Linked DNA regions of Homo sapiens: all the other regions are linked to region 3. The links are chromatin contacts, found by Hi-C or POLR2A ChIA-PET in ENCODE. All regions are on one chromosome and are shown on one strand. Each heading gives the region's core, a stretch centred on a gene start or an enhancer-like site at or near the end of the contact. The rest is flanking DNA. Distances are from core to core; before and after follow the strand shown.

What was found. Hi-C counts contacts between places; a loop is a spot of excess contacts on that map. ChIA-PET counts read pairs that join two places held with the same protein, here RNA polymerase II (POLR2A). Pooled maps may share reads with other maps.
Region 1: a map of CD8-positive, alpha-beta T cell shows a loop between it and region 3 (35-fold over the local background). The contact joins the promoter of ALG6 here to the promoter of FGGY-DT in region 3. A Hi-C loop is called at or near these places in 3 of 168 maps with a recorded cell type or tissue (CD8-positive, alpha-beta T cell and naive thymus-derived CD4-positive, alpha-beta T cell), 1 of 37 single-sample maps with no recorded cell type and 9 of 50 pooled maps.
Region 2: a loop to region 3 is called in a map of CD8-positive, alpha-beta T cell, with 6 times the contacts of the local background. The contact joins the promoter of PGM1 here to the promoter of FGGY-DT in region 3. A Hi-C loop is called at or near these places in 1 of 168 maps with a recorded cell type or tissue (CD8-positive, alpha-beta T cell) and 7 of 50 pooled maps. POLR2A ChIA-PET finds 5 or more read pairs at or near these places in 1 of 52 experiments (activated CD4-positive, alpha-beta T cell).

Annotation. Positions count from the first base shown.
Region 1 is chr1:63,366,321-63,369,020 of GRCh38, forward strand. ALG6 (ALG6 alpha-1,3-glucosyltransferase) reads left to right here and starts at 1,307. Exons shown (of 15, transcript NM_013339.4): 1 at 1,307-1,367. RefSeq lists enhancers at 767-906, 1,767-1,876 and a silencer at 1,107-1,586.
Region 2 is chr1:63,591,961-63,594,660 of GRCh38, forward strand. PGM1 (phosphoglucomutase 1) reads left to right here and starts at 1,451. Exons shown (of 11, transcript NM_002633.3): 1 at 1,451-1,774. The coding sequence starts at 1,529. RefSeq lists enhancers at 1,438-1,727, 2,428-2,487 and a silencer at 1,768-2,067.
Region 3 is chr1:59,295,110-59,297,809 of GRCh38, forward strand. FGGY-DT (FGGY divergent transcript) reads right to left here and starts at 1,441. Exons shown (of 2, transcript XR_001738089.2): 1 at 1,260-1,441; 2 at 1-655. FGGY (FGGY carbohydrate kinase domain containing) reads left to right here and starts at 1,985. Exons shown (of 16, transcript NM_018291.5): 1 at 1,985-2,041. RefSeq lists silencers at 1,387-1,926, 1,937-2,026.

The DNA.
Region 1 (2,700 bases), core at 57-2,556, 4.1 Mb after region 3:
TTACCAGTCCTTTCCAGCTTCATCACCCACCACCTAAACTAGAGGAAATGTTCTACACTTTTCAGCTGCCACAATATTTGGCTTGAACCATTTCCTTTGTCTAGATTCTTACTCTCATTCTCTGGGCTTATCCAGCCAGGCTTTCCTTCAAAGCTCAGCTGACTCCTCCAGGAAAAGCATTTCCTGATGGTTTGCAGTTTACAGTGAACCCTCTTCTCCTAACTCCTACAGTGCTTAGTGCATATGTAAGTAATGTAACATTTAGTATGTGTTTCCTTCTATAGCTTTTTATCCTTTTATGCATAAAAATGTCTTTCCAATGAGAATTAAATGCCTTGAGGGCAGGGACCTGCCATATTTCTCCATATTCCCAGTGCTGATGGTCTTTTAGATATAATCATATTTTAGACCTGGAAGTTCACCTAGCCCTACTGATTTCTTTCACAGTTGAAGAAACTGAGGCCCAGAGAGAAGTTATTCAGACTCAGTAGAAAGCCATAGTCCTAGCCAAATATTTGCTAACACTTACAAATTATAGGGGTTGGCTTACGTAGAATGGCAAGATTCAGAAGTGGGGAATGAGGGCACTCTCTGAACAAAGGAAGGCAAGTAAAAATCATCACAGCCGTCCATGCGTGATTGGACAGAAGCCTAGACTGAGATGGAAATAGTGGAACTGGAAAGGAAGGGATCAATGCAAAAGGAAAAGTGTGCAGGTCTTACTAACTTACTAGATAGGTATTTTTGGCAAGTTTGGGACCAGGTGATTCAAGCTGCCCGCTGGGGCACGTGTAGTGGCTACTCGAGGGCAGGGCTGTCCTTTTGCACAACGCACAGGCTCTCGCAAATGGTTGGATGTTCAATGTTTCTTACTTTAGGGGGCTGCCCAGTCTTCTTCTTCGCAGGCATGTGGCTAGAAGAAAGTGAAGCAGGTTGGCTTTCTGGCTCCTCGAGGGCACAGGCCCAGAGGTGGTGAGGACCGGCCAAGGCTCTCTGCTCAGTGCAGCAAGCCAGGGCCCGCCCCTGACAGGAATCCGTTGGCTAAGCAGCCGCTCCGGCCTTGGCCACGATCCCAGGAAAGAAGAGCAAGGGGCTTTCCACCTGCCCCTAGCCTAACCCGGGGCTGGGGACCTCTCGGGTTCCATCGGCTCTTGCCCCGCCTCCTAAGCCGGCCGCCTCCTGTCCAGGCCAGGTTGCCCGCCCCTCCCCTCACGCTCGACGGGCTCGCTCCCGCACCGGGCGCGCGGGTGGTGCGCGGGCACACGGAGGCGGAAGGCCGGAGGGGCAGTCCGCCGCGGGGGCGAGCGCGCATGCGCCTTCCTGGGACCCACGGCAGGCGCGAATCCCAGCGGCCGGCGGGCGGCGGGGTAAGAGCATGGGATCCCGGAGGTTCCGGACCCCAGGCCAGTGTGGGGAGGTGCCGGGGGCTCGGACGCGCCACGAGCCGGCGCAGAGCTGGCGACCCGTCTCCCAGCTCCGCTCCACTCCCAGGGACGCGACGCGAGGCCTCCCCAGCCCTTCCTGCAGGGTCGCTTGTGGGTCGGGTGAGGGGACGCGGTGATAGTGGTGGCACTTGCAGGCTGGGGCGGTCCTGGCACCCTTGTCCTTGCGGTTCTGAGGGCCTGGCCCTCAAGAGGAGGGGCGGAGAAACGCGAGAAGGGATCCCTTTCGCCCCATATACACGCCCGGGATAGCTGCACTCCCCGGTGTTGTGTCCACTGCGGTGGAAGGACCTTTCAGACTAAAAGGAGCAAAGTCGGTTCTGGGATGGGGACGGCGGGCTTGGCATTTGTCGAGATGCACCGTCAGGGCAAAGGAGGACGAAAAGCGCATCTACTGCCTGCCTAGCAACTTCGTGGCCAGTGGATGGGTTAGAAAATTACTGTTTTCTGATTTACAGGTGGAAAAAGTCGCAAATAACCCTTTTTCTGGTTTAAGCAGAAGAGAGTCGTTAAAAGCCTCGCATAATATCTTTAACCACACAGGGCTCAGTAAAATTAGGGTACCTCCCCGCTTCGTACACACAGACGCACACAGCTCCATTCAGCAAATACTTCTTGGGTACCTGCCTTCTGCTAACACTGTTCTACAAGTGGGGAACAGAGAGCAACGACTAAGACAGGAGGATCCCTGCTCACAGGGAGCCTTTAGTCAACACATCCAAGTAATTTCCTTTTACACTTTTTTTTTTTTTAATTGAGACAGAGTCTTGCTCTGTCGCCCAGGCTGGAGTGCAGTGGCACGATCTTGGCTCACTGCAACCTCTGCCTCCCGGGTTCGAGCGATTTTCCTGCCTCAGCCTCACGAGTAGCTGGGATTACAGGAACGCACCACCACGCCCAGCTAATTTTTGTATTTTTAGTAGAGATGGGGTTTCACCATGTTGACCAGGCTGGTCTCGAACTCCTGACCTCAGGTGATCCACCTGCCTCGGCCTCCCAAAGTGCTGGGATTACAGGGGTGAACCACTGCGCCCAGCCCCTTTTATGCTTTTTAAATTGGAATATACCATATAGAAAAATACTGTACGCAAATTATAAGTTGTAACTTGTTAATTTATCCTAAAGTCAACACATTTCCTAACCACTACTCAAATCAAGAAGGAAGATTCACAGCATTTCAGAACACCTCTCTGGGCACCCCTCCCAACCACCATCCCTTCTTTCCTCCCCAAAGGTAACCTCTTTCCTGATTTTTAAC
Region 2 (2,700 bases), core at 201-2,700, 4.3 Mb after region 3:
CCTCCCTGCTTGATCAAGACATACCAATTAACTACCAAAAGAATATAATTCACAGGTGAATGATATGCTCTGGTTTTGGAATTGGGGAAGGGGAGCTAATATTTTTGAAGGCCTCTATGTTTCAGGCACCAGGCTAGATGATTTACTTCTAACAGCTGATTATGATTGAATTTGTTTGGACTGGGTCATTTAGAAACCACCTCAAGTAATTCTACTGTGAGCATGGGTCACAGTAGGATTCTACTGTGTATCCATGACTGAGAATTTCTGACATACAAAACCCCATTAAATCTTGCAAAAATATTCCAAAGTAGGTGATATGTTTATTTTACAGTAAGGAAATTGATGCCCACGGACATTAACTAACTTTCCCAAGAGCACACACCTTGTAAAGCCAAGTTTTTTGCCACTTTACCAAAATGACAGGTTTCTTGAACAGAGGAGACAATCACTCTCATCAAATTAAGGGAGATACTAAACCGAAAAGCAAGAAAGACTGAAGATTCCTACTTAATAATCAAATCCCCTTGGTTGACCTTGCTATCCCCCGTGAAACTTTTCCAGCCATGTCAGTCCTTGTTTGTTGATCTCCTCACTTTATTTCTATTACATGAGTAACTGGCTAATTTTGATGGTGTTCATACTTATCCTTACCATATATTTGCTCCTACATTTGTCAAGTCCTGCTTGTACATTTCCTAGTTGCCAACCTGGTGTCACAGCGGGCAAATCATGGGAAGAGCCCTGGTTTTGGAGCCAGACCACCTGAATTGGCCTCCCGCATGGACTTAGCTGTGTGGCAATGAGACAAGGCATTTTATTCTTTGAATTTCAGTTTTGTAAGCATAAAAAGGGGAAAAATAAAACCCAGAGTTTAGTAAGGTTTAGAAACGCTACACTCAGCAAGTCATAGCTAAGTCACCGTCACCAATGGTAGTCAAGTGTGTGGTGCAGCAGGAAACATTTGGAGTCGACTCCTTTACGGAACTCAAATGCCCTCACATTTAGGGAGAAATAGAAAGAATTACGACTCATGAAATCGAGCTGGGGCTGGCACTTCTGACCCTCCCAACAGGTTTCCAGAAAGCTATTTACACACGATGCATTCGCCAAACCACTGGAAATCATTCTACCCTGTACTTTTTTCCACCCTGCCTCACGTCCTTGCCCTATGACCGGGTTCCTACCCCAACCTCTGCCCCAACACTTAGAGGAGGAGTTGCGGGCCTCTTTTTACAGTGGATAGGATTCCGAAGGGGAGAGTAAATCAGTAAGGCTCCACCCATTTCACAGGAGGCCTAGAGACCGGCGCTCCCCTTTCCCCTCCCGCCGGACCTGCCAGGAGGTGGGCTGGCGCGGAGGGAGGGCCCTGTCCCCTGTCCCTTTAAGGAGGAGGGCCAAACGCCGGCCTAGAGTGCGGCGTAGCCCCCACCCGCCGTGCCCTCACCCCAGAGCAGCTGCAGCCTCAGCCGGCCGCCCCTCCGCCAGCCAAGTCCGCCGCTCTGACCCCCGGCAGCAAGTCGCCACCATGGTGAAGATCGTGACAGTTAAGACCCAGGCGTACCAGGACCAGAAGCCGGGCACGAGCGGGCTGCGGAAGCGGGTGAAGGTGTTCCAGAGCAGCGCCAACTACGCGGAGAACTTCATCCAGAGTATCATCTCCACCGTGGAGCCGGCGCAGCGGCAGGAGGCCACGCTGGTGGTGGGCGGGGACGGCCGGTTCTACATGAAGGAGGCCATCCAGCTCATCGCTCGCATCGCTGCCGCCAACGGGGTAAGGGATGCGCGGCCCCGCGCCGCTGTGCACCCTGGCGCGTGTGCGACGTGCGGCCCGCGGCGCCCTCCCTCGCTCGGGGCCGGCCGCTTCCGCGCGCTGCCGCCTCGGTTTCCACCTCCCGCTCCTCCCTCTCCTTCGCGCTCGCTCTTCTGGCCTGGAGGCCCGACGGAGGTCGCCGGGCTGGGGAAAGTGGCCACGGGACCCGGCAGACCTGCTCGCCTGACTCCCGGGGCGCCGGGAGGTGCGGGCGCGGAGCCTCCCAAGGTCACGCCCGACTCTCCGTCTCTAGCCGCTGCCTTCCCTCTCCCCGTCCCCCGCCCCTCCCGAGGCGTCTGACATTTGCCCTAACCTTGCAGCCTTGGAAGATACGATTACGGCGCAGAGTGCTGTCGCCTTAAGCAGGAAAGGTTAGACTGCCGCCGCCTCGCCCAGAGCCCCCTCGCATCCCGCCCGCTCCTCTGCTATTCTCGGCTAGGACTGGCGCTTCCCGCTGGCTCGGAGCCCGACACTGTGGGGCAAGGGTGGCGAGAGCACCCATCCCCCTGGGGCGTCAGGTTGGCAGATCTCAGCAGGCGGGTGCCAATCTTTTCTCCCCGCCCCCTAGTTTGCCTTGGTTCCGAACTCCTGCCCTTTGCGCGGCCTGCTTGCTGGGGGGCAGGCGTTTGAAACATCTAGTCTCTGCCCAGTGGTGCCCGGGATCTGTTCCACCGACGGGGCTGGAGCTGAATTTTCATTAGAATGGCAACATACCCAAAGACGCCCTTACGCAAGCAAGCAGTCGTGGCAGGCCAGGAAATTACCGCAACACCTTGGTTCCGCCCCCGGCCAAGGAAAGTTAACTGACTTGATTGGGCGGGTCCACTCGGATAGGGGAAATTAAAAAAAAAAAGTTTTTCAGTAAATCTGATATATGGAAATGTGGG
Region 3 (2,700 bases), core at 191-2,690:
CAGGACAGCAGTTTTTTTCTTTCATGTGGAGGTCTGGAGGGCAGTGGGTATTGATTGGTTCAGTGCCTCCTGCATTAGGAATCCACGCTTCTTTCACTTTGTTGCTTTGCTGTGTGTGGGTTTCATTCCTGAGGTCCTTTCATGGTTCAACACGGCTGCTGGAGCAAATAAAAAATCAAATACACAAAAGCCCAGAGAAAGAGCCATCCACAGAGGCCAGGCAACAAATCCACTTATTCAAGTCTAGCCAAGATGAGACCCCCTTGCCACAGTGCATGAAACCAGCATATTCCACTTATTCCATTCTTGGGGTACGTTGAAACAGATCTGGAAGCAATGTCTTCTGTGTATTAAGCATCTAACACTTTACAAAGCATTTTCATATGTCTTACCACATTTGTTCTTCATAATGTTCTGAAAAGGTAAGATGAATACATCTTATTATTCCTATTGAACACTTGATTCACACAGCTGCTAAGTAACAGATTCCAACGAGTCTATAGCTAGGTCTTTGGGTATGTTGCTGGTAATGAAAAGGTGAACAATCATGGTGCAGAAGAAAGAAAATGAGCCAAACCAGGATCCCTGGTAGAGTTGTAGTGCAAAGACTGGGGTTAATTGTGTGGCCTCAGCCTCACTGGGCTGTTCTCCTCACCTGTAAGACCAAGATAAGAGCACTTATTTACTTCGGGGTTGTTGTGAAGATAGCAGACAATCTTAGTGCACCTGCCACTTAAGATCCGTTCAGTGAAATTATTACCTTTCACAGGTGTGTCTTTGGAAAATCACTTCCCTTTCCTGGATCTCAGTTTTCTTTTCTAGGAAAACAACATGTTTGGACTCAGCGACTGCTAAACTGTCTCCCAAACCTCGAACTCCCTCAGCCTGGGATCCTGCCTTTTATGAAAATAGTTCGGATTGGAGCTCAGGTTGGAATTCTCGCTTTAGTTGCTTGCTAGCTGTGTGTCCCAGTAAAAGCTAAAAATTTCGGATTCCCCACATCTGTAGAATAGGGATACATAACATGCAGCTTATTAGAAAGGGAAGGCATGTGAGAATTAAATTAGGTCCGTGTCCAGTACCCACTAAATTGTAAAAACTTCTCAAAGGCAGGGACCCATCTGTTTTGTAGATTTACAGAATGTCATACGTTGAAGTACGGGGGTTCGCCACGGGATTAGAAAATTTCTGTAGAGTAAGGAACAAGACACAAGGTAAGCATTCAAGAATTGTAACCATGCAATATTCTTATTTCTTACAGTCGCCTACAACAGTCCTGGTGTTTAGTAAACGGTCTGACACACACACCCATCAGGGGCTGCGGAGAGTCCGCCTGGGTAAGCTCCGCAAGGTGAGTCCCCAGAGCCGGGAACTCGCAGCCTGAGCAGACGCAGCGTAGCCGATCTTGGGTCCGCGCTCCTCCCGCCTTGCCCAGCCCTGCCCGCGGTTGGCTAGGCCCCAGGGAACGCTGCAGCCGCGGGGTGGGCAGGCGACGGCCAATCCCACGCCCGGTTCAAAGGGCCAATCAGGCCGCGCTTTACAGGGGCCGCGCTTTACAGGGGCCGCGCTTTACAGGGGCCGCGCTTTACAGGGGCCGCGCTTTACAGGGGCCGCGCTTTACAGGGGCCGCGCTTTACAGGGGCCGCGCTTTACAGGGGCCGCGCCGGCGGGGGCGGGATCGCGCGCAAGGCGGGGCTGTAGCCGCCCCGGGACCGCCCTGCTCAGGCGCCGTGGGGTTCGGCGCGGCTACGTGCAGAATCCGTCTAGCTAAAATGTAATTTCAGATTGGACAAGTACTGTAAGTGACCCTCCTCTCAGTCCCACGTGGGCGCTGGGGGCTTTTGCTGGTGCGCAGGCTCTTAGCGCGCACGCCCAGAAAGAGGCTTCTCCAACCCGGCCCGGCCCTTCCTTCCCCTTTCCCGCAGTCGTTGCCTCCTCCTCCCCTGCCTCCTCCTCCCCTTCCTCCTCCTGGCCGCTTAGTCTCACACCCGCCGGGCCGTTGTTCCCGAGACGTTGTTGAGTCCCCTGTGTCCTCTTCTGGGTGAGGCGTCCGGCCACTTAAGGGAAGGGAAGGGAAGGGTCGGCCTTGACTGCATCCCCAAGGCTGCCTATTAGGTGTCTGGAACCCGTGCTGCTTCCTCTCCGATCAGTGCCCACTTATCTGTATTCAGTACTCTTTCTCTCCTCCCCTTACCCTTGTAGGACATTTTCCTGGCATTTGAGGAGCCTTTAATTCACGTCTGGCTACCGAAGGCATTTTTAGGCTAGTGTTGCTTGTAGATTTAAACGCTTCCAGCACTTGTGATAATGTTTGAGGCACAGCTGAGTTTAGATGAGATAATGCTGTTTGGTTACAGTTATCCTGAGTAGAAAGGCCTAGGGATATCTTTTCATTTTTAGCCGTTTCCTTTTTATTTAAAGATTGACAAGGGGCCGGGCGCGGTGGCTCACGCCTGTAATCCCAGCACTTTGGGAGGCCAAGGCGGGTGGATCACGAGGTCAGGAGATCGAGACCATCCAGGCTAACACGGTGAAACCCCCGTCTCTACTAAAAATACAAAAAATTAGCCGGGCGTGGTGGCGGGCGCCTGCAGTCCCAGCTTCTCGGGAGGCTGAGGCAGGAGAATAGCGTGAACCCAGGAGGCGGAGCTTGCAGTGAGCTGAGATCGTGCCACTGCACTCCAGCCTGGGGGACAGAGC